Linked DNA regions of Homo sapiens: all the other regions are linked to region 1. Evidence: read pairs that join two places in POLR2A ChIA-PET (ENCODE). Cell type or tissue: PC-9. All regions are shown on one strand.

The links. ChIA-PET counts read pairs that join two places held together with the same protein. Peaks named below come from ENCODE experiments on the same cell type or tissue, not always from the same donor. Only the 100,000 strongest peaks of a DNase experiment are listed, where the experiment ranks them.
Region 2: POLR2A ChIA-PET joins it to region 1 with 17 read pairs; 2 of 35 experiments call an interaction of 5 or more read pairs at or near these places.
Region 3: POLR2A ChIA-PET joins it to region 1 with 12 read pairs; 4 of 35 experiments call an interaction of 5 or more read pairs at or near these places.

The regions. Positions count from the first base shown.
Region 1 is chr9:112,075,475-112,083,474 of GRCh38, forward strand. It overlaps SUSD1 (sushi domain containing 1), which reads right to left. Exons shown (of 17, transcript NM_022486.5): 11 at 4,600-4,691; 12 at 3,064-3,250. Among named protein-coding and RNA genes, the nearest start is that of LINC02977, 39 kb to the left of the region's middle. RefSeq lists an enhancer at 1,617-1,716. In PC-9, no CTCF peak of the experiment used is centred here; a DNase peak (open chromatin) is centred at 3,087; H3K27ac peaks cover 137 bases.
Region 2 is chr9:112,754,499-112,762,498 of GRCh38, forward strand. The region is part of intron 1 of SNX30 (sorting nexin family member 30); the gene reads left to right. Among named protein-coding and RNA genes, the nearest start is that of SNX30, 7.7 kb to the left of the region's middle. RefSeq lists enhancers at 81-695, 154-243, 696-1,309, 1,345-2,024. In PC-9, no CTCF peak of the experiment used is centred here; DNase peaks (open chromatin) are centred at 323, 683, 1,413, 3,143 and 1 weaker place; H3K4me3 peaks cover 2,025 bases; H3K27ac peaks cover 3,217 bases.
Region 3 is chr9:111,670,179-111,678,178 of GRCh38, forward strand. DNAJC25-GNG10 (DNAJC25-GNG10 readthrough) reads left to right here. Exons shown (of 3, transcript NM_004125.4): 3 at 1-48. GNG10 (G protein subunit gamma 10) reads left to right here. Exons shown (of 3, transcript NM_001017998.4): 3 at 1-48. Among named protein-coding and RNA genes, the nearest start is that of GNG10, 13 kb to the left of the region's middle. In PC-9, no CTCF peak of the experiment used is centred here; no DNase peak of the experiment used is centred here.

The sequences.
Region 1 (8,000 bases):
TCAGCACTTTGGGAGGTGAGATGGGAGGATCACTTGAGGCCAGAAGTTCAAGACCAGCCTAGGCAACATAGGGAGACCCTCATCTCTACAAAAAATAAAAACAAAAAAATCCCTTTTGTAATTAGCCAGGCATGGTGGTGAGCGCCTATAGTCCCAGCTACTCAGCAGGCTGAGGCAGAAGGATTGCTACAGCCCAGGGGCTCAAGGCTGCAGTGAGTTATGATTGCACCACTGCACTCCAGCCTGGGTGACAGAGTGAGACCCTATCTCTAAAAACTAATAATTAATATTTTTTATTAATATGAAGCTCTATGAAGAAATTGAAGCAGGGTAAGTAGATACAGAGTACTAGCGTGGAGGCTGGTGATGGCAGTTGAGCAGGCACCTGAACAACTATGGAGAAGCCATATGTTGACAGTGTCCCAGGAAGTGTGAACTGCAGATGGAAAAGTCTGGAGGCTGGAAAAACTTTGACCCATTGAAGGAACTGCAAGAAGGCCAGGGAGACAGCTGATGCTTAATGGGAAAGGAGGAGAGCAGGGGGAGATGAATTAGAAGTAGGCAGGGGCCAGATGACATGTCCTATGATGAGGAACTTGGATTCCATTCTAACTTTAATGGAAACTCACTGGAGAGTTTTGAGCTGGTGCTGACATGTTCCCAAATGCATTTTTAAAAGATCACTCTGAGTGCTGAGTGATCTTTTGAAAGTTATGGTGAAGACTAAGACTAAGGTCCAGGGTGGGAGGTATATAGGCAAGAGAAAACCAGTTTGAAAACTACAGCAGGAATCCAAGCAAGAGGTGGCTGTCTTGGATTAGGGTAGTTGTGGAAAAGGCACAGGTGGGGAGAAGTGGTGGAATTCAGAATATATTTCAGACAGCAAGCCAACAGGGCTTGTTGACAGATTAGAAATTTGGGGATGGGATAGAACCAATTAGGACTTGTTTTTGGTCTGAACAATTGGGTGAACAGAAATTCCAATAACAGACAGAAAGTAACAGATAGAAACAGAGAAGCCTGGGTGGAAACCGATTTGGGGGCGAGGGCAGAGGTGAGAAATCACAAGTTCCGTTTGATTTGCGTATTAGATGTTCAATAGGACATGTGTAGAAGTTGGGTGGATATAGGAGTCTGGTGCTCAAAGGAGAGGCTGGGACTAGAAATTGATCTTTGGAAATCCTCTGCATATAGGTAATAGTTATAGCCATAAGACTGGTTGAGATCACCTAAGCAGAAAGGGTAGATAATGAAGAAAAGGAGGCTGAAGAGGGGTCATAAAAGTAGATGGAGCTAGCAAAGAAGACTGAGAGGGGACAGCAAGGCAGAAGGAACCAAAACTAAGGGAGAGGGGGTTTCAAGAGGGAGGGAGTGTCAACGCTATCGAAGAAATCAGATAAGAACAAAACTGGCCATTGGATTTGGCAAGACGGAGATCAAACGAAGAGCCTTTCAGTAAAGCAATGAAGACGTATGTTTCCCACGTGGGATGAGTGAAAGTGAGAACAGGAGGTAGGGCTGTGGAGCCTACAGAACAGCCATTTCTTTCAAGGAGTTTTTATAGAAAGGGGCAGAGAGAAGGCAAAGTAGCTGAAGACAAATATGGGCTCAAAGAAGGTCTGCTCATTTTTTCTTTCTTTTCGTTCACAAGGAGGATGTTGCAACATGCTAGGCAATGCTGGGGATAATTCTGTATTGAGGGGAAGTGCTGATCAGGGAAGAAGGGATGGGATCTAAGGCACAAGTTGAGGGGATGGCAGCCTTACACACGAGCAGGGACAGGAAGGGAGGCAGAACAGGATGCAAGGAGGAACGGCAGGGCTGAGCGTGGGAAGTCCTCACCTGACTACTTCTAATTTCTCAGTGAAATAAGAATCAAGAAGCTAATATGCTTAGTATTTGCTCAGAGCATGTGTGAAGTGGGGGTCACAGATGTGAAGAGGGAGGAGAAAATGAGTGGAAAGTGAATTTACTGGGGCCCTATAGCCGGAGGACTACAATCATTGTCCCCTGATAGTAATCTACTTTTTTTTTTTTTTTTTTTTTTTTTTTTTTGAGATGGAGTTTTGCTCTTGTTGCCTAGGCTGGAGTGCGATCTCAGATCAACACAACCTCCACCTCCTGGGTTCAAGCAATTCTCCTGCCTCAGCCTCCCGAGTAGCTGGGATTACAGGCACCTGACACCACACCCAGCTAATTTTTGTATTCTTAGTAGAGGTGGGGTTTCACCACGTCAGCCAGGCTGATCTCGAAATGATCCTCACATGATCAACCCTCCTCAGCTTCCCAAAGTGCTGGGATTACAGGTTTGAGCCACTGTGCCTAGCTAGTAATCTACTCTTAAAGTACTTGCAACAGGATGCCAACTAAATATTCCTGAGAAAGAAAGAGCCACAAGCATTTTTTGTTTAAGTATAAAGTATTTTAAATGCTTTAAATATCCAGAAGCTATACAACCAACACCATGGATGGACACACTACCCACATTTCATCAATGCTGACATTTTGTTTCAGGTATCTTCCCCCTCCCCCTCCCCACAGACCTCCCCTGTGGTTATTAGGTATCTTTTTAAAAATAAAACATAACAGGCTGGGCGCAGTGGCTTACACCTGTAATCCCAGCACTTTGGGAGGCCGAGGCAGGTGGATTGCTTGAGCCCAGGAGTTCGAGACCAGCCTAGGCAACATAGTGAAACCCCGTCTCTACAAAAAATACAGAAATTAGCCAGGCATGGTGGCCTATACAACTATAATCCCAGCTACTCAAGAGGCTGAGGCAGGAGGATCATTTAAGCCCAGGTCAAGGCTGCAGTGAGCCATGATCGTGCCTCTGCACTCCAGCCTGGGCGACAGAGCAAGACCCTGCCTCAAAAAAAGAAAAAAGAATGAAACATAACAGTCACAGAGGCGCCTTAAGGCACCTCTCCAATTCCATGTCCTTCCTCCTCTCCCTGTTAAAGTTCATTATATAATGATAAAAAGCAACAGTGTTCCTCTTTATCAGGACCTATGAACAATTCTGTGGTAACTTTGTTAATCCAAATGCTGTTATTCAAGATTTACCTGTTATCTGGGTTGTCAGGGAGATGACCACAGGAAGTTCCGAAGACAGAGCCCGGAGACTGACATTGTAGTTGGTACCCGGACGTAGGTCCAAGCACACCTCGGGATCTCGGCTGCTGCTACTGATATTAAAGGTCATTTCCTGGGCAAATTCCTTCTGATACCATCTCTGGCCCCAAATGTGGAACTGAAACATAAAAAAGCTCACTGGGTGAATGGTTGGCCTAAAAGGCTTTAGATGCCTTGAAACCTCCCCTTTTCCTTTTTCTTTCTCTTTTTTTTTTTTTTTTTTTGAGATGGGGGCCTCACTCTGTCACCCATGCTGGAGTGCAGTGGCATGACCTCGGCTCACTGCAGCCTCAACCTCCCAGGCTCAAGTGATCCTCCCTCCTCAGCCTCCCAAGTAACTGGGACCACAGATGCATGCCACCACATCCAGCTAATTTTTGTATTTTTTGTAGAGACAGGGTTTCGCCATGTTGCCCAGGCTGGTCTCAAACTCCTGAGCTCTAGTGATCTGCCACCTCGAATCCCAAAGTGCTGAGATCACAGGCGTGAGCCACCGCGCCCAGCCCCTTCCCGTTTTCATGAGCTTTCTTCCTCTCTCTCTCTCTCTGGACTCTAATGTTTCTTCAAAAGGTGAAATGCAGCAGTAAGCAAATATTAGAGTTGCAATACTATAAATATTGTACTTAAAATATTATTTGTATAATAAATATATTTTTAAATAAAAACACACAAAAGGCTAAGGTCCCAATACTGGCAGCTTTCTCCTTATTCTCACACATACAGTGCACATACACAACAAGAAAGTCTATTGGCAAAACTGCAGGAGCAAGGACAAGAACATTTTCCTAGAAAGAATATTAGGAATCCAAACTAAGCAGGACCTGAATTAGAATACTCGTAGCTGGTCTGCTAGAACCTGAGAACAGTTTTTCTCCTCTTCCTGCCAGCTTCTGGTGACCCTACCCTTTCCTTAACCACCCTGACACTTCGGCCAAGAGACACCCTTTTGTTCTTACTTAATTTCTTCCAGTAGAAGTTCATCCCAGTCTTCCCCCTCCTTTTTTTTTTTTTTTCGAGACAAAGTTTTGCTCTGTCACCCAGGCTGGGGTTCAGTGGCGCGATCTTGGTTAACAGAAACCTCCACCTCTTGGGTTCAAGCTATTCTCCTGCCTCAGCCTCCTGAATAGCTGGGATTACAGCTATGCGCCACTACGCTCGGCTAATTTTTATATTTTTAGCAGAGACAGAGTTTCACCATGTTGACCAGGCTGGTCTTAACTCCTGGCCTCAAGTGATCCGCCCGCCTCAGCCTCTCAAAGTACTGGGATTACAAATGTGAGCCACTGTGCCCAGCCACTGTCTTTAAATACACAGAAGTGGCCATCTTCTTGCTTCTTGATGCAATTGTCACAGTAAATCGTCTACTGATAATGATAGTTATAGATGTAGATTTTTAGGTTTGTGGGTATTTTTAAGCCTCCCACATAAGACAACCATCTATAAATACAGTAACTTTCAGTCACTTACTAAATACATCTCCTCCATATCAGCTGTCTTGATGCTTCTCCATCTCAAGCAGGTTTCATTAAATCCTGAAATGTTACTGATGGTCTGTTTTACTGTAGTGGAAAAGAAATGAGAAATCAATTTACACTCTATAGAAAAAATGCTACCTTTTAATTGAGCCATTTTTCCAAGGATAAGTGTTAGCATGAGTTCAACAGTATTTTAATTTAGAAATTAGTGGTAGCAGTCTCAAAGTAATACCACTTTTATATCTAGGTAAACTCAGTCTTGATGAAAGATTTCAGATCCAAAGATACCTAATCGGAGGACCCCTCTTAAGAATTATTTGAGTGGGCCGGGCACAGTGGCTCACGCCTGTAACCCCAGCACTTTGGGAGGCCAAGGCAGGCAGATCACTTGAGGCCACGAGTTCGAGACCAGCCTGGCCAACATAGCGAAACCCCATCTCTACTAAAAATACAAAAACTAGCTGGGCGTGGTGGTGTGTGCCTGTAGTCCCAGCTACTTGGGAGGCTGAAGCAGGAGAATCGCTTGAACCTGGGAGGCGGGGGTTGCAGTCAGCAGAGATTGTGCCACTGCACTCCAGCCTGGGTGACAGAGTGAGACTCTGTCTCAAGAAAAAAAAAAAAAAGAAAAGAAAAAGGAAAAAAATTATTTGAGTCTATTTACTGCAAGCTTCCTTGGCTTACTAAGCTAAAATTACAACTATTTGTCCTGGACCTTGTATACCCTCATTTATACAAATAAGTGTCGGTTCGAAATTCTGAGCTAAGAGCAACATTTCAGCAGAGAATTGCTCCTTGAGGAACTGAAAAAAGTGCTTTGAAGCAATCAGGTTTTTCATGAGGAAAAGAATAGGAGGTGGCGGGATTCTCTTGGTTTGGGCTTCCTTATCTCTTGTGAGCAAAGAAATATTTCTTGTCCTCTGCTCAGTTTCATAGTAATCAATCTAAAAGACAGTTCAGATCTGATACAGTTTAATGTGGAGGTACACCCATCCAAGTAGTCAAGAAAGACTATTTATTCAAAACCCTGACATCAGAGGTTACTTCCTTCAATAAGGATCTCTGTCCCTAAAGTGGAAATAATAGAGCAGACTTGCTAAGAAGTTTCACAGGAACACTGTGATGATTAACGAGTGATAAAGACAACTCCCAAATTACGTGAAAAAAGGAAGGTCTCATGAAAGGTAAGGCTGTATTTTGTAACTCCCTGGCCTGACAGGTTCCTACAAATGAAGCCAAGTTGGTAGACACGACTCCTCTCTATGGATTGGGCAGCTTGGCACAAAGAAAACCTGTACAAGTCACAAGCTGTACCTCAAATGTTGCAACACGGAGCAGGTAGGGAACAGGAGGAAAAGATGAACAGGTGGTAAGGAACAGGAGGAGTACAGATGATTCCAGGTTAATGCAGACCCACAGCTGGGTAGAGACAGGTTTGGAGATTAGTAGTAGTGGTCCAAAGTTACACTTCTGAAACTTTCAAAATACAAATAACTCCAATAGTATTTAAACAGTTCTAGACTATACAAAAAGGTGGAAGGGTCCCCAAATCATTTAATATGACTAAATAATCCACAATGCCCGACCTGTACAAGGATGGCACAGCCAATCACTAAACATCCTATGCCAAATTTGCTTGTTGATATAAATACAAAAATCCAAAATAAAATATTAGCACAAAGAAGTCAGTAGTACATTCAAAGAACAATACACTACGACCAAAGATTTATTCCCAGAATACAGAGAGTATCATTATTGGAAAAGCTATTAATAGGTTAAAAGAGAGAAACCATGTGGTTACTTTTATAAATGGAACTGTTAATACATTTAATATACTTTGTTAACTTGAAATCTTAGTGAGCTAGGACTTCATTTGACAGAAACGCCTTAGTTTAATAGGGTTTATAAGAAACCACCACACTCAGTGGTAAAGCAATTAAGCAATTTCTAGTAAAGTTAAGAACAATACAAGGATGTCTGGTCTTGTAGCTATTACTGAGCCTTATTCAAGAGATTCTAGACAATGCAGAAAAAGGCAAGAAAAAAAAATGAGCTATAAATGCCAGAAAGAGCAACAAATGATGCAACTGCCAGTAAATCTAAGAGACTCAACTAATCAAACATGAAACTGTTTGAAAATAACAGAAAGGCAACATACAAAAACTGATCATTTTCTATCTATCTTCAAGAACAAGTATGGTAGGTTAAATAATGACCCCCACCCGCCACCAGCATGTCTACATCCTAGTCCCTGGAACCTGTATGTTACCTTACATGGCAGAAACACTTTGTAGAGGTGACTAAGACAGTGAGATTATCCTGAATTGTCCAGATGAGCTCAATGTGATTACAAACATCCTTATAAGAGAGCAACAAGAACATAAGAGTTAGAAGATTTAAGAACGGAAGCAGAGGTTAAACTGATGAGCTTTAAATATGGCGGATGGAGCCACAAGCCAAGGAGTATAGGCAGGATCTAGAAACTGGAAAGGGCGTGGAAATAGATTCTCCCCTAGATACCCCCCGCCCCTGAAGAAACACAGGCCTACTGACACCTTGATTACAGCTTAGTGAAACTGATTTCACACTTCCGACCTCCAGAACTATAAGACACTAAATTCATGTTGCTTTTAGTTTTTGTTTTGTTTTGTTTTTTTGAGACAGGGTCCTGTTCTGTCACCCAGGTTGGAGTACAGTGACCTGATCATGGCTCACTGCAGCCTTGACCTCCTGAGCTCAAGTGATCCCCCTGCCTCAGTCTCTCAAGTAGCTGGGACCACGGGCACACACCACCACGTCCGGCTTATTTTTTATTTATTTTAATTTTTTTGTAGAGACAGGGTTTCTATGTTGCCCAGGCTGGGCTTGAACTCCTGGGCTCCCACCTCAGCCTCCAAGCAATCCTCCTACCTCAGCATCCCAAAGTGCTGGATTATAAATGTAAGCCACTGTACCCAGCCCTCATGTTATTTTCTGCCACTAAGTTTGCAGTAACTTGTCATAGCAGCAACAGAAAACTAATACAACAAGTAGCAGAATATAATAGAAAAATAAAAAGATCCATATTCATGAGATGGGATATCACAAGCAAACTTCAAATACCTAGAAATAAACCTAACTAGAAATGTCCAAAACTTACACGAAGATTTTAAAGAATTTTTTTTTTTGAGATGTAGTCTCTCTCTGTTTCCCAGGCTGGAGTGCAGTGGCACAATCTCAGCTCAGTGCAACCTCTGCCTCCTGAGTTCAAGCAATTCTCCTGCCTCAGCCTCCCAAGTAGCTGGGACTACAGGCATGCACCACCACACCTGGCTAATTGTTGTATTTGTAGTAGAAACAGGGTTTCACCATGTTGGGCAGGCTGGTCTCGAACTCCTGACCTCAAGTGATCCGCCC
Region 2 (8,000 bases), 680 kb after region 1:
GGGTTCATGTGATTCTCCTGCCTCAGCCTCCTGAGTAGCTGAGATTACAGGTGACTGCCACCACACCTGGCTAATTTTTTTATTTTTAGTAGTGATGGGGTTTTACCATGTTAGCCTGGCTGGTCTCGAACTTCTGACCTCAGATGATCTGCCCACCTCTGCCTCCCAAAGTTCTGGGATTACAGGCGTGAGCCTCACTGGACCTTATATGGCTATCTCCATCTAAAATGTAAATACATCACTTAGCCTTACTCTCCTTTTTTAACTTTCATCTGTAAATTGCTCCAGGCTGCTTCTCCTCTGACTCAGCCTCTAACTTCTGTACCCCTCCCAAAACTTAATACTGGATTCTTAAGCCCCATTGTGTGGCTAACACCTCCTCCCACATCCTCAATCTCTTCTCTGAACTCTTCATCTACTTCCTGCCTCCTTAGGTCACTTAGACGTCCTCTGAAGTCTTCAAAATAGAGAAGGCTTTTCCTCCATCACCTTTTACAAACCAGGCTCTGCTCCTTTGAGGCTCCTGTCATTCTTTTTGTTCATTTGATACATATTTGAGGGCCTACTATGAGCCAGGCACTGTTCTAGGAACTTGAATAAATTAGCTGAAAACCCTGCCCTCACTGGATACATTTCAGCAAGTTTGTACTGTATTACACCATAAATGCCATGGAAGGAGGAAAAAGGAGAACTGGCCGCGAGGAAGAGGATTTGGCAGGCCTTGTTGAGTACTTGATATTTGAGCAGACTGGAAGGAGGTGAGGGAGTTAGTGGGTGAGTATCTGAAGAAGACTGTCCGGGGAGGGACTGCCTGAAGCAGAGGCCGGAAGGCACAGGGCTGGTGTGTCGGGGAGCAGCCTAGAGGCCAGTGTGGCCAGGTAGAGTGAGCATTGGAGAGTTAAAGGCTGGGGGCAGAGAAGGGAGGGGTCAGATTATATTGAATGTGGCCGGTCACCCTGAGGACTTTGGCCTTTATTGCTAGGGCCATGGGGTGGGAAGTTAACATGGGCAGGGGACATTTCAGGGTCTTGAGCAGGAGGGGGGCATAGTTTGATTATATATTGAAAAGGATCACATAGGCTGTTCAATTGAGACTACCTTGAGCATTCCCCTGAATTAGTTAGGATTCTTTATTAGTTAAAAAGACATGAGCTGAATGCAAACTAGATAGAGGAAAATAAAAATCTACTGGCTCACGTTGCTGAAAAGGCCCAGGTATTTTGGCTTCAGGGATGGCTGGAGCAAGGTATTCCAGTGATGTCGGGGATCTGTCACTTTCCATCTCTTGGCTCTGCTTTCTTCTGTGTCAGCCTTGTTCTCATGCCAGTGAAGGGATATGTTCTATAAACAAGCTTCCCAGCTCCAGCAGAAGGAGAGCACTCCTTTCCTGATAGTTCTGGCCAAAGCTCTGGGCTGGTGTCTCATTGGTCTAAATTGGGTCAGGCGCCTAAACCAGTCTCTGATTCTGATTGCGCAGACTTGAATCAGGTACTTATCTTTGGAATGAGGAAAGGAATTTTTTTAAAATTGGGGAATATATACATGAAGTTTATAACAATGTGTGTATATAAAGAGTAAAAGTTATCTGTACAGTTTAAAGACTAATAAAATGTTCCTACCCCCAGATTAAGATACAGAATATTACAAATATTTTGGAAGCCCCCTCTGTGCCTGGGAAGGGAGGAGGTGGTTGCCAGAGCAAAATCAAGAAATGTTAGACAAGCAGGAAACAAATATCCACTACAGACCTTCCAATACTGTTTTCTTTGTCATTTTCCAACTTCACACCTTCTCACTCTCATTCATTAAATCTTTAGACCCCAACTTACTGTCTTCTGAAATCATGTCCTCACCACGGGGCTTTAATCATTCACATGGCTGATCTGTCCAACTCTCCAAAATTACCAGTTTCTTGACCTCCTTATCTGTAATCATCCTTTTTTTTTTTTTTTTTTTTTTTTTTTGGGATGGAGTCTTGCCCTGTTGCCCAGGCTGTGGTGCAATGGCACGATCTCAGCTCACTGCGATCTCAGCTCACTGTAACCTCTGCCTCCAGGGTTCAAGCGATTTTCCTGCCTCAGCCTCCTGAGTAGCTGGGACTACAGGTGCCCACCACCACGCCCAGCTAATTTTTGTATTTTTAGTAGAGACGGGGTTTCACCATATTGGCCAGGCTGGTCTCGAACTCCTGACCTCAGGTGATCCGCCTGCCTCGGCCTCTGAAAGTGCTGGGATCACAGGCGTGAGCCACTGCGCTCGGCTCCTTCACCTTTTTAACAGTTCATCTGCTCTCTCCCACGGCCGCACCCTGCGTTGTAATACCTAGAAGCATTCCAGCTCTGAAATAGTGCCACTGGATATTATCACATTTTATTGTGTTTATTTAAGGTATACAACTTGATGTTATGGGATACACATAGATAGTAAAAGTTTACTATAGTGGAGCAAATGAACACAGTCATCATCTCATAGTTAACTCATTTTGTTTTTGTGGCAAGAGCATCTAAATTGACTCATTTAGCATGATTGTCAAGTACAGTACAATTTTATTATTAATAACTCTAGTCCTCATGTTCTACATTAGATCTCCAGACTTGTACACTCCTCCATATCTGCTATTTTGTATCCGTTTACCTACATCTTCCCATTTCCTCTCCCACCTGCCCTTGGTAGCCACTATTTTGTGTTCTTTCTCTATATATTTGAATTTTTTTAAAGATTCCATATGTAAGTGAGATCACTCAGTGTTTTTCTTTCTGTGTCCGGCTTGTTGCACTTAGCATAATTTCCTTCAGGCTCATTCACGTTATGGCAAATGACAAGATGTCATTCTTTTCTGGGGCTGAATAATATTCAGTTTTGTGTGTACACACACAGTACAGTTTCTCTATCTGTTCGTCCATTGAGGCCTGCTTAGGTTGTTTCTATATCTTGGCTATTGTGAATAATGCTGCAGTGAATGTGGGAGTGCAGATATCTTTATGAGGTGTTGATTTCAGTTCCTTTGGGTATGTGCCCAGAAGAGGGATTGCTGGGTCATATGGTGGTTCTATTTTTAATGTCTTTAGAAACCTCCATACTGTTTTCCATAATGGCTGTACCAATCTACATTCCTAACAGCGTTGTACAAAAGTTCCCTTTTCCCCGCGTATATCATTTTGTCTTGCTTTCCCGTCCTGGCTTTCCAGGTCTCTGAGTCATTAACAACTGACTATACCTGTTCTGTTCTGTGACCTCTTGGATTCCCCTACCTCCTTTAGATTCTGTGGCCCATCTCCGTGGTTGCTCCTGCCTCTATATTCAGTTCCCTTGCTCTCTTCTTTTTATACCCAGCTTGGATCATTCCATTTGTTCATGTCTTTCATCTACAACCAGGGTTCTCAGGAAGCTCAAGGGTTGCTGCCAATGTAAGTTCACAGGTTTCAGCCACAGCTGGGGCTTCAGTGGTCCTGGACACTCCTTCTTTTCCACAGACCCTCCGTCTGCACAGTGGCTTATCTGAAACTTTTCTCTGCTCCTCATACCCTCTACCCTTCTACTCCACCCTTCCTTCTGCTGATTGCCTCACCTTCCACCTTAGAGAAGATGGAAGCCACCAGAAAGGAACTTCCCTTCTTCAAATTTCAGAATGATCTGACTCCATAGCCATGTTTTCTTTCTGGCCCTTGTTCCAAGGAGAGAGTCTAAGGCTGACTGAGGGTGTAGACCCACCTGCCACCCCCCATCCTCTTGGAGACCCTGCTCTGTTTGGCCTCCTGACTTACCCCTGTATCTTTGGACTCCCTCTCAACCAGCTCACTCCCATCAATATTTAAACATGCTCAAGTTGCGCTCTCTCTTTTTTTTTTTGAGACAGTATCTGGCTTTGTCACCCAGACTGGAGTGCAGTGGCACGATCTTGGCTCGCTGCAACCTCTGCCTCCTGGGCTCAAGAGATTCTCCTGCCTCAGCCTCCTGAGTAGCTGGGACCACAGACGCGCATCACCATGCCTGGCTAATTTTTGTGTTTTTGGTAGAGATGGGGTTTCGCCATGTTGGCCAGGCTGGTCTTGACGCCTGGCTAATTTTTGTGTTTTTGGTAGAGACGGGGTTTCGCCATGTTGGCCAGGTTGGTCTCGAACTCCTGAGCTCAAGCGATCTGCCCGCATCAGCCTTTCAAAATGCTGAGGTTACAGTTGTGAGCCACCATGCCTGGCCAAGTTGCTCTGATTTTTAAAACACAGAAAGAGTGGCTGGGCGTGGTGGCTCTTGCCTGTAATCTCAGCACTTTGGGAGGCCAAGGCAGGAACATTGCTGGAGGCCAGGAGTTTGAGACCAGCCTGGGCAATATAGTGAGACCTTGTCTCTGTTAAACACACACACACACACACACATACACACACAATCGCTTGAGCCCAGGAGTTTAAGACCAGCCCGGGCAATATAGTGAGAACTTGTCTCTATTAAACACACACACACGCGCGCACGTGCACACACAGAGAGAAAGAGTAAAGGAAGCTCTGCTATGATGTTCTTTTCTCCTCCATCTGGTGCCTTTTTTTTGTGGGGGTGGAGATAAGGTCTTGCTTTGTTGCCCAGGCTGGTCTCGAACTCCTGGCCTCAAGTGATCTTCCTGCCTCAACTTCCCAAAATGCTTGGATTATAGGCCTGAGTCACTGTGCCTGGTCTTGTGCCCTATTTTGTGACTCCTCTTTACAATACACTTTTCTGAAGAGAAGGTTTGCGGCCCTTGCTTCCACTTCCTGACCTCTGACATACTCCTCAGCCTCCTGCTGCCTAGTTTCTGACTCTGTTCTTCAGGGTCCTCAGTGATCTCATTATTGCTAAATCCAGTAGATGCTTTATAGTCCTTATTTTGCCTGACCCCTTGGTAGGTAACACTTGATCCTGTTGTTAACCTCCTGCTTGAAATGCTTCCCCTCCACTTCCTGTTTTAAGGTGTGCACACGGGCCAGGCATGGTGGCTCACGCTTGTAATCCTAGCACTTTGGGAGGCCGAGGCAGGCAGATCACAAGGTCAAGAGATCAAGACCATCCTGGCCAACATGGCGAAACCCTGTCTCTACTAAAAATACAAAAAGTTAGCTGGGCATGGTGGCGCACACCTGTAGTCCCAGCTACTTGGGAGGCTGAGGCAGGAGAATCGCTTGAACCGGGGAGGTGGAGGTTGCAGTGAGCTGAGATTGCGCCACTGCACTCTAGCCTGGCGACAGAGCAAGACTCCATCTCAAAAAAAAAAAAAAAAGTTGTTCATGCTGGAATCATGTTGTCTGGATTTGAATCTCAGCCCCACCACTTAGAGTCTTGGTAACAGCAAGTTGTTTAACGTCTCTGAGCCTCAGTTTTCTCATCTGTGAAAAGGGGATAACAGATGTGCCCATGTCACTGGGTTGATAGGAAGACCCAGCGAGTTCGTAGAGTAGTGGGTGATGTATATAGCGAACCTTTAAGAAATGGGAGGTGTTGGTGGTTGTTATTCCTTGATATTGTACTCTCCACATTTCTTTCTACATTTTGGCCTATGCTTTGTCGATTTCTATATTAGTTGAGGTCTGATCAGGGAATAAAAGCCAGTGAAGTTATTTCAAACAGAGAGACTATAATACAAGGAGTTAGTTGCATAGGTGATGGGTGGTAAATTGACCCAGAGAGTAGCAGTAGCAGGAAGTTGCTGTTACCCTCAGGACTGGAGGGTTAGGGGAAGAGGCGAAGTTAAGTAGAACCCAGGAGCTTCTGTGAGAACTAGACCTGTGGCAGGGTCATTGAGCAGGAGCTGGGACCTTAGAGGAAGGGGGCCCTGGAGGGGAGGCAGCCGCTGCCAGTGGCACGATCTGAGGCAGAGAGCAGGTTGGGACAGAAATACCCTGGCTTGTCTCCTCATCCTTCCCATTCTGGTCTAACATCAATATCTTTTATTAGCCAAAATAGCATCCCTGGTGGATGTGTGACCCTAACAGAGCCAGGCAGTCTTTCCTGAGATTTATGAGATGGATGATGGGGGAAAGAATGTCTTGCCTTTCTACTAGATTGTGAATGGTCGTGTCCTTCAATGCAGAGAGTGCTTGGCTTAAGAATGAAGCCAGAGGGAAGTAGAGCTAGGAGAGGAAGAGGGGCAAGATCATTTGAGTTCAGGATCCGACTGTGCCAGCTGTGCCTGAAGTTAGAACGGGTTCCTGGTTATAGGGGGTCATAAATTCCCTTTTGTTAATACTGTTTTCAATTTGGTTTGCCACTTGAAACTTAAATTACCAATACCGTGACCTTAAAATATGACTTGAAAATTGGGTTTTACCTGAGGAGTAGGGAGAATGGGGTGTTTATTCCTATTGGCAGCCCCACTAGCTGGGGGTATGTCTGCAGATCAGCTGAGGTCGCAGAGGTTGTGTTTTCACCAGGTCCGTGAAGTTGGAGGGGGCTTTCAGATGTGGGGTGGGAAAAGCCCCAAGGTGAAGGGCAGAGACAGGAAAGACCTGTGGCCGCTGGAGGAGGACTGAATTGGGTCATGCGTTGGGAGTGGGTTTTGAGAGTCTAGAGGTGGAGATTAGTGAGAGACGAGGTGGGTAGACAGGTCAGGAGGTTAATGAGACTGTTTTGAGTGCTGTGATGTGGAGGTTAGCTTTTATTCTTTCAGCAGTAGCTAGTCCTAGAGGGCGTGGTTTTGTTTGTTTGTTTGTTTGTTTTTGAGACGGAGTCTCGCTCTGTCATCCAGGCTGGAGTGCAGTGGTGTTACCTTGACTCACTGCAACCTCCGTCTCCTGTGTTCAAGCGATTCTCCTGCCTCAGCCTCCCGAGTAGCTGGGATTACAGGTGCATGCCACCACGCCAGGCTAATTTTAGTATTTTTAGTAGAGATGGGGTTTCACCATGTTGGCTAGGCTGGTCTCAAACTCCTGACTTCAGGTGATCCACCCTCCTTGGCCTCCCAGAGTGCTAGGATTACAGGTGTGAGCCACTGCTCCCGGCCCCAAGAGGGTTTTTGAGCAGGGGGATGTGTGATCAGGGCTTGGGATGGGGAAAGACCAGCCGTGAAAGAGGTAAGATAGGAAGAATTAACCTGGTTTTGGTTGGACTTGTTGCCTGACAAGAGAAAGATTAGAAAATATAAAGATGACAGATTTTGGTGTAGTGGGGGTGACTGACTAGAAAGTCCAGGAGATTGATGCTGAACAGTGGTGCCGTCTTTGAGAGGGGGGCGCAGACCGGGAAGCACATGTGCGAGTGAAGTGTAAAGATGACGTGGACACGGTTTCAAGTCAGGCATTCAGGACAGAGGATGCCTGAAGGCCACTGTTGCAAGCCTACTCAAACTTCAAGGCTCAAACAAATGCTGCCTCCAGGAAGCTCTTTTTTATTAAATAGATGTATAATCCCAGTAGATCCAAATAGAGACTGGAATAGAAGATGGAGAGGTTTGAGGTCAGAATTTAGACAAAGTGCATATTGACAATAAAGTAGGGGGTAGGATGTCATCGCAGTTTGAAAATCAGGTGTTAGTGAAGGCCACTGGGAGGAAGGCCGGTGTTCCACGATAAATGAGAGCCTCTCAAAGTAAAATAAGTACATAAACAACAGCCTGGCCAACAGGCGCTGATGCATGTATGAGCAATGGGGTTTGTTTACTAGACATTAGAGGACTCATATGCTGTCTTATGTCTGCCTTGCCCCATAGAATTCTTCATTTTGGCAGCCAGCGCAGGGATCAGGAATTGTTGTTTGTGTGAATTTTTGTGTGTGTGTTGGTGGGGGGGAAGTGGGATAGTGGAAAAGGTGTTTGGGGGTTCCTGCTTGAGAAGGGGCACAGAGGCGGGAAGAGCACACAGCGTGTTTGGGTGGCCGAGTGCAGGCGCTTTTCAAAACCCCTATAGCTCGTGAGCATATGCTACATACCTGGCTCTGTGCTACATGCTGGGGCTGTAGAGAAAGATAAAGAAGATCTCTCCCCCGAGAGGTTAATGGTCCAGTGAAGAAGAGAGACACATCAACAGATGGTTGCGGTAGCA
Region 3 (8,000 bases), 410 kb before region 1:
TTGCAACGGTCTTTGAAGAGCTTGGAAATAAAATTTCTGCTTAATTAATCATTTTTCTATGACAGCAATATTTTGTGTCTGATTTTGTATTAAGGACTCAAGGATTTCTGTTTGCCTGTGAGATTGAGTGCTGGAATGAGAGAGTGAAATTGTTGTTTTTAAGTCTTTGTAGAATTTTGCAAATGTCCTGAAAAATAGATAACTGTATAACATGAAGAAAATATCTCTATTAATGGCAACATTTGTTCTCTGAAATAGCTATATATAAACTCATAAATAAACAAAAATATCTGTGAGTGTAAGTAGTGTTACAATAGAGAAAATAGAAGTTATTAGATGGGAACTCCCTTAACTTTTAGCTACTAAACTTCTAGATCTAGTGATTGGAATCCCTTCCATTCAGTCATAATTCAGGCATCCCTTTTATAACCTATTTGTTCTCTGGATCTGTTTCACCTTCTCTGAAATTGCACACTACCAGTGATCCTTTCTCCTTCATCTTCAAGTTCTCTGCTGGATGCTTTATTTTCTCTTTTCTTCTCTTCTCTTTTCTTTTTTGAGACAGGGTCTCACTTTGTCACCCAGGCTGGAGTGCAGTGGCGCTATCTCGGCTCACTGCAGCCTCAATCTCCTAGGTTCAAGTGTTCTTCCCACCTCTGGCCCCCAAGTAGCTGGGACTACAGGCGTGAACCATCACACCCGACTAATTTTTGTATTTTTTGTAGAGATGGGATTTCGCCATGTCGCCAGGCTGGTCTTGAACTCCTGAGCTCAAGCCATCCACCCACCTCAGCCTCCCAAAGTTCTGGGATTATAGGCGTGAGCCACTGTGTCTGGCCTCCAGTGGACCCTTTCTATCACAATTTAGCATGTTCCATTCTGTCTTAACAACAACAGCATTTTTTAAAATCCTCATTGAAAAACAAAATTCTTTTTTGATTCCACTTTCCCCTTTCAGCAAACATTTGGTAAGATAGCACAATGAAACTATAAGCATCTCACTTATAGATGAATATAGATGCAAATGTCCTAGATATAAACAGATAAAATTCAGTAGTTAGAGAAAGTACAGCCGGATAAAACTACTTTAACATAACTAAATCTATCAATGTAATTCATTACTTGAATCACTTAAAGAAGGGAACCTATGCCAAAAAGTCATCTGATAAAATTCAATAGCTGTTCTGGGCTAGGTACAGTGGCTCACGCCTGTAATCCCAGCACTTTGGGAGGCCAAGGCAGGCAGATCATGAGGTCAAGAGATTAAGACCATCCTGGCCAACATGGTGAAACCCCGTTTCTATTAAAATTCAAAAATCACCTGGGCATGGTGGCACGCCCCTATAGTCCCAGCTACTCGGGAATCTGGGGCAGGAGAATCGCTTGAACCTGGGAGGCGGAGGTTGCAGTGAGCCGAGATCACACCACTGCACTTCAGCCTGGCAACAGAGGGAGAGACCCTGTCTCAAAAAAAAAAAAAAAAGCTGTTCTGAATAAAAACTAAGTGGATTAGTGAAATGAGAGTAGAAAGAAATTACTATGATGATAAAGACAATTTTTCAAAGCCAACAGCCAATATCATACTACATGGTGAAAGGCTGACACATTCAGATTATCAGGAACAACACAAGAATACCTTTTATCACCACTATTATTCAGCATTGCTTTGGAAGTCTTAGCTAATGCAGTAAGCTGAAAAAATGAAATGATGTAAACATTTTAGAAGAATTATCTGTATTTATGGGTTATATAATTGTACACCTTGAAAACTCGTGAGATTCTCGTACAAGAAATACTTGAATTTATAATAGAATTTGGGAAGCTAGCTGGATAAAAAAGACAGAAAAATAACATTTTCTATACTGACAATAGCTAGTTTAAAATGGAAATGGAAGTTATATTCCCTTTCTACTTTAATGATACAACTATAAAAATACTTGGGAATAAACTTAACAAAAGTGCAAGGTCCCTAAAAAAGATTTTATTGATGTTATAAAACGGAGTGTAAATAAATGGAGGGACATGGCAATTCTAGGATATTAAGACAATTTTGGCCAGGTGCTGTGCTCACACCTGTAATCCTAGCACTTTGTGGGGCCGAGGTGGGTGAATTGCTTGAGATCAGGAGTTCGAGACCAGCCTGGGCAAGATGGTGAAACCCCATCTCAACAAAAGATGCAAAAATTAGCTGGATGTGGTGGTATGCACCTGTAGTCCCAGCTACTTGGGGGACTGAGACAGGAAAATCGCATGAGCCCAGGAGGTTGAGGCTGCAGTGAGCTGTATTCACGCAACTGCACTCCAGCCTGGGCAGCAAAGTGAGAATCTGTCTCAAAAAAACCCCAACAAAAAAAGACAATTTCATTAAAATGTCGATCTTACTAAATAAAATTTCTGCTTAATTAATCATTAATCGTGTGTGTGTGTGTGTGTGTGTGTGTGTGTGTGTGTGTGTGTGTAAAACATGAGGAGGGGGTGGGCATGGTGGTTCATGCCTATAATCCCAGCCTAGGCAACATAGTGAGACCATGTCTCTATTTTTTTTTAATTAAAAAAAAAAAAAAAAACCTCTTGTAAAAATCATTACAGAGAAAAAAAAAAAAAAAAGCAGAGCCAGGCATGGTGTTGTGCACTTGTAATCCCAGCTACTCGGGAGGCTGAGACAGGAGAATCGTTTGAACCTGGGAGGCAGAGGTTGCAGTGAGCCAAGATCGCACAACTGCACTACAGAGAAAACACCTGCCATGTATAGGAGAGATAATGGGCTAATATCCCTAATATACAGAATATTCTGATTGCATGATGAGAAAAAAATGAGTAAACGGTGTGAAGAAGCAATTCACAGAGGAGAAAATCCAAACAAAAGAGCACATAACTCCACTAGTAAGCAAGGGAAATGTAAAGACGGTGATAATGAGGTATCATTTTTCAATCCCTCAAATTAGAAAACAAAAAATAAAAGTGCATATTCATTAAGAACTTACATGCCATGTTCTGAGTATTTATGTGTATTAGGTCATTTACTCCTTATTGGTGTGACCTTGAACAAATCAAATTCTCTGGGTCTCAGTTTCATCACCCATAATTATTTTTTAAATTTGGATAAGAATATCTGCTTTATCTCCTTTGCACAAATGTGGAAAGTGAGGCGCAGGTGAGTTGAACATCGTCCGTAAGCCAACAGTTAATAGATGATAGAACTAGTATCCAATGTCGAGCAGTCTAGCTCTAGAGCCCACACCCTAAACCACTGTGCTGTGTACCATTGCTGGTAAGGATAAAGGAGACTGGGCAGTTTTATACCTTATTAGGGTGTAATGTGCTACAACCCTTTGGGAGAGGAATTTGGCAAAATCTCTTTAAATCCCAATCAGAAAGAAATAAGATTTGAGGAGTCTGAGATCAGATTAACCCTCATGGCTTCAACTTAACTGTCATTCAGGTTTGGAGAAGCATGGTACAAGGAAGCAAAAATAAATAAATACAGAAATTAAGGATGAGGATTATGTCTATACAAGAACATTGGATGTAGTTACTGGTACATGAAACTCACTGGAAACAAATAGATCAGAACCCATCAAATTTTTGAGGGGATTTGAGAAAATGGCCCTAAAACTGTTGAAGTCGAGTAAACTTAACTTGAGGCCCTTAAACTTACATTTCAGAAAGTAAGAGGAGAAAGCTTTGTAGTCCCTAAGGAAGACACTCTCTTAAGGGGTCCAAGGAGAATAATGGATAAGGGAGGACTTCCAGAGGGAGGAGCTGAGGATGGGGTGAGGATGGAAAACCATGGATAAGGGTTTCTTCCAGAGAGTAAAATGACGACCTACCAGAGGAGGGCCTTCACATCTGCACGGCTGGATTTCAGAATGCTGACCGCTGACTTCTATGTGTCTCTCATTCTTTCCCCTTCTACAGCGAAGTTCATTGAGTCTCTGCTCCGCTATTGTGTTTTTAATATTGGTATGTGAGAGTGGGGGAAATGACAATAGACAACCAAAAAGTTCCTAGGTCACTAGACTTTGAGGAGCTATATCTAGCCCCGATGGGGAAAAATGAGCATTACCTCATAATCCTGGTCTTTGAGCTGCCTGCAGTGACTAGCTTTGGTTTTCCTCTTTTGAGGTGGGACTCACTGTGTTCTGCGTGTGAGAGGATGAATGAAATGGCTATTTGGGGACCAGAATGGTAGAGTGCGGTAGAGAAGAGACTTTCTAGCTCTTCACCAAATCCCATTTGTTTTTCTTTCTGGGCACCCTGCTAGATAGATTACAATTTGCAGCCTCTTTTCTAGTTAGATGTGGCCATGTGCCTCTGGCCAGTGGAATGTTTTTGCTCTTCCCTTGTTTGCTGTCTGTTTGGAAGTAAATACCCTGGGTGGGCTGGCAACCATATGTTGAAGATGACAGGCTCTCTCTGTGACTCTGTGGAGTGGAGTACTCTCCTTGCCCTAAGCAAGTGATCTCAGATGATCAAGAAATAAATTTCTCAATGTTAAGCCACTGAGGTTTCAGGGCTTTTCTGTTACAGCACCTAGTATTACTGTAACAAATACAACCTAGAAAGATATCTATGATATAGTAAGTACAGTCTTCCCTTAATATACATGGGGGATTGGTTTTAGGATGCGCCCCCTCCACCCCATTCCAGTTTACAAAAATCCACTCATACCAAGTCTGGCTGTTGGCCCTGCAGAACCTGTGTATATGAAAAGTTGGCCCTCCCTATAAGTATGTTTTGCAACCTGCAAATACTGTATTTTCTTCCTTCCTTCCTTTCTTTTCTTTTTTCTTTTTCTTTCTTTTTTTTTTTTGACAGAGTTTTGCTCTTTGTTGCCCAGGATGGAGTGCAATGGCACAATCTCGGCTCACTGCAAGCTCTACCTCCTGGGTTCAAGCGATTCTCCTCTCTTAGCCTCCCGAGTAGCTGGGATTACAGATGCACACCACGATGCCCAGCTAATTTTTGTATTTTTTAGTAGAGACAGGGTTTCACCATGTTGGCCAGGCTGCTCTTGAACTCCTGACCTCAGGTGATCTGCCCGCCTCGGCCTCCCAAAGTGCTGGGATTACAGGTGTGAGCCACCCCGCCTGGCCAAAATACTGTATTTTCTATTCACATGTTATTGAAATAAATCCACCTGTGAGTGGACCTGGTAGTTCAAACCCTTGTTGTTCAAGCGTCAACCATATAACATTAAAGAAGTGGTAGCTTCAGCTTAGCTGAGTTGACATCGTAGCCATATACCATGTCTCATATCCCCATATTCCCCATGTTCAACATAGTTGATATTTACAGCTTCACAGATGATAGTCAGCTGTCATCTAAATCAAATGGCTTAGTTTTTAATTTCCTACTCCTTCATATTAAATTCATTTTTCTTCATAGTTATGCTAAAACTAAATAGGCTCAAGTCATCACACCAGAATCCCTTATCTAGCTTTTTGATTACTAAGTTAAGGTGCTTCTATTTAGTTGCAGGGGCAGACAAGAATGGTGGATTGGTTATGTTGACACTTTGGGTGTAGGTAGATGGTGGTCAGTTTAAGAGGTTCTGAGAAATTATGGCAAAAATCTTCACATGGGAGCTGAGATGTGCAGAAACTGCCATAGAGATGGTTTTTCTCTTTGATGAGAAGCAAGTGGGACTGATAATGACTACCATTATTTTTTTTTTGAGATGGAGTCTTACTCTGTCACCCAGGCTGGAATGCAGTGGCATGATCTCGCCTCACCCCAACCTCCACCTCGCAGGTCCAAATGATCCTTCTGCCTCAGCCTCCTGAGTAGCTGGGATTACAGGTATGCACCACTACTCTTGGCTAACTTTTTTATTTTTAGTAGAGATGAGGTTTCACCATGTTGGCCAGGCTGGTCTCGAACTCCTGACCTCAAGTGATCTGCCTGCCTCAGCCTCCCAAAGTGCTGGGATTACAGGCATGAGCCACCACATTTGGCCATGACTACTATTCTTCAGTAAGGTATACTGCGTTCTTTCTGCCCCTTCCAAAAATTGCAGTCTAAAGCCTTTTGTTCGAAATTTGTTTGGATTATTGTCCTGTATCAAACAGATATTTATTAAAAGTTCCTTTAATTTTTATTTATCTAGTTATTTACCTAGAAAAAGCTTGTCTCAGCATTTCTAAATAAGATTTTTAAAAAAAGATTGTGACTGGAATATCACCATAAATCGTCTGTGGAAACAAAACAATTCCATATATCATGTTAAGTTTACCCTAACTGATTGAGGGATGGTATTTGCCTATAAAATCAAACAGTTCCAAAATACTTTCTATCAACAGGATGGTTTGGAATCCCATAACAGTGGGATTCCATCCTATAGAAGTAGCATAAGCTTCCCCTCACAGCTCCTTTAATTCTAGATTGTTACAGGATGTAATGCACATTTTTTTTTAACCTTCTCATTTTGCAGGCCCCTTAGTATTACCAGATAATTCTGCAAATACACTTTCTCCTTTTTTGCCATTTAATATAGATCATGGATCCAAAATGGACCCCCACATTGATCCTTTTCTTTATGGGTATTATGTTTGAATTAGGAATAAGTCCAATAATTGCCTCAATACATGCCATTTTTTTCTCAGCTCTCATTTTGGATTACTATAGTTTGCACTCTTCATCCCCCTCAACCCAGGCTACTCTACTTATTAAAATTGTTGGATCCCTTGTTTTAGGGCAGGCCTAATTATTGGGTGTAGTTAAGGAGTCTTCTATTGTGAGAGGCAAGGAAATGGGACATCCTGGTATTTTTCCCCAGTTATCTTCTGAGTCTCAGTGGCAAGGGAAGGAATATCTTATGCCCATCCATAATTGGAAGAGACAGCTGATGTTTGGTGAGGCCTGCAGACTTGGGCTGGGCTTAGGGACTTGGAGTAAAGCCCCTCAAAAGACCTCAGAGGTGAGCATCACTATCACCAGCAATGAATTGAAGGGCCAGCAATTCCCATTAGAACCCTATGCGGATGTTATATTTTGTGCTGTATTCTTACACTGTATGCAGTATTTTATACTGTATTTTTACTGTATCCTTCTATGTTTAGACACACAAATACCTACCATTGTGTTTCAATTGCCTACAATATTCAGTACAGTAATGTACTGTACAGGTTTGTAGCCTACAAGCAATAAGTTACACCATACAGCTTAGGTGTGTAGTGGGCTACCCAACCTAGGTTTGTGAATTACGCTCTATCATGTCCACAGAATGATGAAATCGCCTAATGATGCATTTCTGAGAATGTATTCCTGTAGCAAGCATGCATGACGGTGAAAGTGTAGTAGAAAGAGGAAAGTAGGATAGGCGGTGTTAAGTCAAGTTAAGCTTGTTTAAAAAAGGAAGAAGTATCAAATGCTGAAGAGAGGTCAATTAAGGTGATGTCTGAATGTCCTTTGGATCTAAGAAGGTAGAGGTTAATTATGGTAGTGATAGGGTGATAATTTCAGAAGTCAGGAAATAAAGGTGGATTATACTTGTGGTCTTCAAACATTTTTGCTTATATGCAACCTAAATGAAATAATGTCAACCCTGTGTACCTCCATTTTACAGTCGGCATCTAAATGTTTATCATAAGTTTAAATATATATAATATATATCATAAGTTTATATATATCATCGTAAGTTTAAGTATATATTTTAATATATAATTTTATTAAAAGTCTAGCATTTTAACATGAAATTATTTCATTCTTCTTTTAAATATATTCAATGGAATACAAATACCATCATCATTTGAAACCTACCATCATCCATTTAAAAATATACAAACCGTACTCTCCTTTAGTCAGAAATTTTACATGATTCTTTTTTTTCTCTAAAATCATACTTCCAATTTAATTTCCCCACAAAATTTAATCCTGTCTCAATTACCCTTTTGTTGCCTCTCATCTCCAAAGTCATACTTCATTGGTTTTGTGAAAATGGATCTGGATCCTTTAAATATCTTTTCTTTGCCAACTGGCATAATGCTGATTTGTTCATA